Linked DNA regions of Mus musculus: region 2 is linked to region 1. The links are chromatin loops, found by intact Hi-C in ENCODE. Cell type or tissue: heart. All regions are shown on one strand. Region 1 holds the start of Med26 (mediator complex subunit 26). Region 2 overlaps Gm46043 (a long non-coding RNA gene).

Region 1 (2,500 bases):
TCCCATGCTTTAGCTTCTGGTCAGATGCGCAATGGAGCATTTAGGCCAAGAAAGATGACAGGAAGGATCCCACTCTCTGCAGGGTCGTCTTTTCTAGAAAGACCCCAGGAAAGGTTTGTCCACTATCAGAAAAAAGAGGAGACTCTCCAGGCATCACAGGTAGACAGACTGGGGGCAGAACGGGCCTAGGGTTCCCTCCTAGCCAAGAAGGAGGTTCAGCCAGGAGACCGAAGGGGAGTAAAGGCCAAGACTCCGGAGACGCGGGCTACTCTAGTCATCGCGGAGACACTAGTTGCTTCCCACCTTGCCCCCGGCAGGGAGACCTTCCCGGGGGGTTCTCAGTTCCCAGGGTTGAGGTGAGGCAAGGAGGCACGGTGGGGACCACCAAGGGCGGTCGGGCTGGGACAACGGAGAAGAACTAGCTCTGATCAAAGCTCCAAACGCTCCCTCAGTCCAGGCCGCGTGAAGCCTCGGCCTCAGGTACCCTCAGCTGCCGGGCAATCCGCCTTGCCTGCGGTCCCCGGACCCAGGAGAAAGAGAGACCGAGATGGCAGTGGCTGTGGCGGGCAGATCACCGCCTGGAGAGAGCCCCTAGCCGGGGGCGCGTCGGAGGGGGAGGGTCTCGACACATGCGGCCTCGGTCCCCGATCGCGAGGCAGTCACTTACGTTGCTCTGGGAGTCGATGGCCTGTAGCAGCCGGTCCCTCATCTGCTGCGGAGACGCCGGAGCCGCTGTCATTGCCTGGGCGAAGCGGGGGGGAGCGGCCGGGCCGGCGGGCGGGCAGGCTGAGGAGGGGGAACGCGGGTCAGTCACTCGCCGGCCTCCGGGAACGGAGCCGCATGTTCCCCGCGGCGCCGGAGGAGGTCAAGGCGCTCGGGGAGATGGCGAGGACGGAGGGAAGCGGAGGGGACCGGAGCTCAGGCCCCGGACCACCGCCGCCACCGCCGAGCGAGGAGGAGGAGCCGACGGAGGAGCCTCCGCCACCACCGCCGCCGCCGCCTCGAGAACCAAACTCCAGTGAGCTGCCCCCCGCGCTGAGCACTCTGGGTAACCCGCGCCGCACGCAGCGTCGGCGCCACGCTGAGGAGGTTGGGAGATGGGGCGGGTGGAGACGCCGGGTTTGGGAGGGTCCGGCTCGTGAGCCCCTCCTATTGATTGTGCGCACGCGCGCGCAGGCGCAATTAGCAGGTCCTGCCGCCTGGTTCCGAGGTCCGACACAGAGGGCCGTTGGGAGGCAGTTGGGCGTGGCAACGGACGCTATCTGAAGGCCACGCCCACTCGGGACTGGAGGGATGGGCTTCCTAACGGAAGCGCACCCTTCAAGTCCTGGAACACCGACTCTATCTTCTGACTGCTTTGGGGTTGCGGAATGGAAAGACCCTCCCCCGGATGAGGGCCTCCTGCGTTTAGAAACCAGAGGATTGGAGCGGCCATAGGTAATCTGAGGAAGGCAGCGGTTCCCTGCGTTTAGACTCGTGCCTCGAGGAGCTCGGAGGAGCTCCGCACAGCCTTCTCCGCTGCAGAGGCCCCAGGCGCGGGTCTGCAGGGCAGTGCGTGTCCCCATGTGACCCGCGTGCTGCGGGGACCTAAGGTCACGTCTGGGAGCTGCCACCTCTGCAGAGGACGCAAGTCTGCAAGGCCTGCGCGACGCTGACACCTCGGGTCTGCATCCGTGCGGGGCTGGAACTCAAGAGGAAGCACCGCTTTTGTCGCCTTCCTAGAGGCGGGGGGGGGGCGGGGGGGGCTGGAGGTGGCCAGCCTGTGTCTGAACAGCAGGATGCGGAACCGTCGCCCAGCATCTTCCCCTTGGCGTTCCGAGGGGACGGAGCGACCCCGCCTTTGCATCTCAGGTGATGGAAAACAGGAACGCCTCACGGGGGAGGAAGGGAAGCACCAAGGTCACCTGGAGTTTTAAGTCAAACCAAGAAACGAAGGAAGTCAAGTATAAAGGCTGCGGTCCTCCGTCCTTCGGTGACCCCTACAACTGGACAGATGGAGGGCGGGCTCCGAGTTTAGTGCACTATACGAAAGTGGCCTCGGGAGAAATAACTTCGTGTAGTGTTGTAACCTTAAAAATCCAGACATGAAACGGAAGGGAAACAGGTAATGAAAACCACATGTACTTCTGAGAGCTGCTCAACACCTGTTAATTTTAAATTTGTCATACTTCGGGGGGGGGGTACTGGGGGAGGTGAGGAACCAGGCATTTAATTCCAACGCTTGGGAGGCAGGAGGCTCACTGGAGTTCCAGGCCAGCTTGGTCTGCACAGTGAGTTCCAGATTAGCAAGGACTACGTAAGTAAGACCCTGCCCTTTTCTCCCACCCACCCAGAAAATAAATTTATCATGGCTGGTTTCTTGATTCTGCACATGACAGAAGGCTTTGCATTACACCAATAGAATGAACACGAACAAATACTTCTCAAATACACTCTCTTCCTGGCATGTGTTTGGAGCTCAGGTTCCAAGTTGGAAAGCAGCCCATTTTGAAGATACACT
Region 2 (2,500 bases), 130 kb before region 1:
AGAGGGCGGAGCCTCGATCACAGTGGAGAGGGCGGGGCAGTTCTGGCTGGAGGCGGAGCCTTTATGGGGAAGGCTCTGTCGCATAGCCTTACCAGAGTTGGCCGTACCGGGTGATTTAGAGAGCCTAGCCTAAAGCACAGCGTGACTAGAAGGTTCGGAGCCTCGTAAGTTTAGTGGGCCGAGAGTGGGCGGGCTAGTCGGTCTGTGGGGGTGGGGAGGGCCTCGTGTGCATCTCCTGATTGGAGTGGGCAAACCGAGCCCCTGGCTTTGGAGGCTCCTGTGAGGCAGGGAACCCAAGGGATAGGTAGGGCTCCCTTCCAGACCGCTGCACTCCAGCTCCCTGCACTTTCCAGTCTGGGTCTGTGAATCGGAGCTTGGCTAAACCCAGGCACCGTCTTAACTTCTCCACTCTAGTAGCCTCTACTAATGCCTAGGGTTTGCTGAACTTTTCCCGGGGAAATGGAGACAGTGGCACACAACAAAGTACCATGGTGCTCAAGTCTAACTTGGGCCATATGCAGTGTTAGTACCACTCAGTATGCTTGTTAAACAGATTTGGGTTCTGATTGCTTGCAGATGTGGGTGTAGCCTGACATCTGGTGTTTTTTGTTGTTTTTTTATGTGTATATGCCTGCTGTGCTCGTGCCAATGCCTGCCCAAGAGAGAAGAGTTTATTAGATGCCATTGAGCTGGAGTTAAAAGCACTTATGAGCCCCCAACCCCCGATATGAGTGGGAACAGAACTAGGGTCCTCTGGAAAAGCAACAAGCACCCTTAACCAACTAACTATATCTTCAGCTACTCTGGTATTTCTTTTTTTTTTTTTTTTTAAAGATTCATTTATTTATTATATGTAAGTACACTGTAGCTATCTTCAGACAATCCAGAAGAGGGAGTCAGATCTTGTTAAGGATGGTTGTGAGCCACCATGTGGTTGCTGGGATTTGAACTCCGAACCTTCAGAAGAGCAGTCGGGTGCTCTTACCCACTGAGCCATCTCACCAGCCCCTACTCTGGTATTTCTTTGTCTTTTTTTTTTTTTTTAAGTTACATTTTAACTTACATCTTAAAAGATTTGTGTGTTGGATGGCCCCTTCCACCATGAGTCACAGAGATAGGACTCAGGTTGTTAGCCTTGGCCGCAAGCATCTTTACCCACTGAGCTATCTTGCTGCCCCTTAGGACATCCTCATTCAAACCACTACACAGGTGCTGGGAAACATGGTACACATATACCGCCACACTCAGTCCCACTGTGTTTGATTTCTTGAGGTAGTTGTGACTGATCCTGATTGCCAGCTGCACAGGATCTAGAATCATATAGGAGACAAAGCTCTGGGTTACAACTGTGAATTTCTAGACTAAGCTGAGGAAGGAAGACCCCCCCACACACACACACACACTTGTTCCATGTGCTGGAGGCCAGGACAATGGATGCTGTGTGACCAGCTGCCTCACCATACACATAACACAAATCTTTGTTTTAAAAGCTCTGTGTATGTGTGTTTGTGTACATAAGTGCAGACACCTGCAGAGGCCAGAAGAGGGCATCAGTGGTTGTCCAGTGCCTGATGTAGGTATTGAGAATTGAACGGAGATCCTCTGAGAAAGCAGCAAGTGCCCTTAATCACAGACTCATCTCTCTAGCCCATAAAAATTTTAAAAACTTTTCCAGCTAGGTGTGGTAACACATGCCTTTAATCTCAGCCCTCAAGGAGGCAGAGTCAGATCTCATGTGTTTGTAGGCAACCTGGTCTACATAAGGAGCTATAAGCTAGCCAGAACTACATGGTGAAACATTATCTTAAAAAAAGGGGAGGGGGGTGGATTAAGGAAATATAGCCATGTATCATGGCACATACCTGTCATCCTAGCACTTGGTGTCTTTTCTGTTGCTATAAGACACCACAGCCAAGGCAATGTATAAGAGAGTTTATCGGGGTGAGGGTGGAGGGAGTTTACAGTTCCAGAGACTTAGAGTCAATGACCATGATGGCAGGATGCATGGTAACCAGCAGGAAAAGCATGTTCCTAAAGCAGTAGCTGAGCACTTATATCTAATCCAGAGAGACACTGGGCCTGGTGTGGGCTTTTGAAACCTCAAAGCCCACCGCCAGTGACACACTTCCTCCAACAAGGCCACATACCCACTAATCCTTTCAAATAGTGCCACTCCCTAACATTTAAATATATGAACCTATGGGTGCCATTTTCATTCAAACCACTACATAGACAAAACACTTATACATATAAATAAATCTTTAAAATGATTTAAAAGAAAAATAGAGGGGCTGGGGAGAGATGGCTCAGTGGTAAAGAGCACTCACTGGCTGCTCTCCCAGAGGACCCGAGTTCATTTTCCAGCACCCATGACAAACAAACAACACCACCACCCCACCCACCACCACCACCCCCACCCCTGCTCCAGAGGATCTGATGCTCTCTTCTGGCTTCAATGGGCAACTGCATGTAGTACAATACAAACAGAGATATACACACA

The links. Hi-C counts contacts between places; a loop is a spot of excess contacts. Peaks named below come from ENCODE experiments on the same cell type or tissue, not always from the same donor. Only the 100,000 strongest peaks of a DNase experiment are listed, where the experiment ranks them.
Region 2: a loop joins it to region 1, with 2.3 times the contacts of the local background. A loop is called at or near these places in 6 of 42 quality-filtered maps.

The regions. Positions count from the first base shown.
Region 1 is chr8:72,547,228-72,549,727 of GRCm38, forward strand. Med26 (mediator complex subunit 26) reads right to left here and starts at 1,083. Exons shown (of 3, transcript NM_027485.4): 1 at 668-1,083. The coding sequence starts at 739. In heart, no CTCF peak of the experiment used is centred here; DNase peaks (open chromatin) are centred at 304 and 1,174; H3K4me3 peaks cover 2,500 bases; H3K27ac peaks cover 2,500 bases.
Region 2 is chr8:72,421,617-72,424,116 of GRCm38, forward strand. It overlaps Gm46043 (a long non-coding RNA gene), which reads left to right. Exons shown (of 3, transcript XR_001778581.2): 1 at 1-164. Among named protein-coding and RNA genes, the nearest start is that of Eps15l1, 1.4 kb to the left of the region's middle. In heart, a CTCF peak has its summit at 1,529 (motif pointing right); no DNase peak of the experiment used is centred here; H3K4me3 peaks cover 781 bases; H3K27ac peaks cover 745 bases.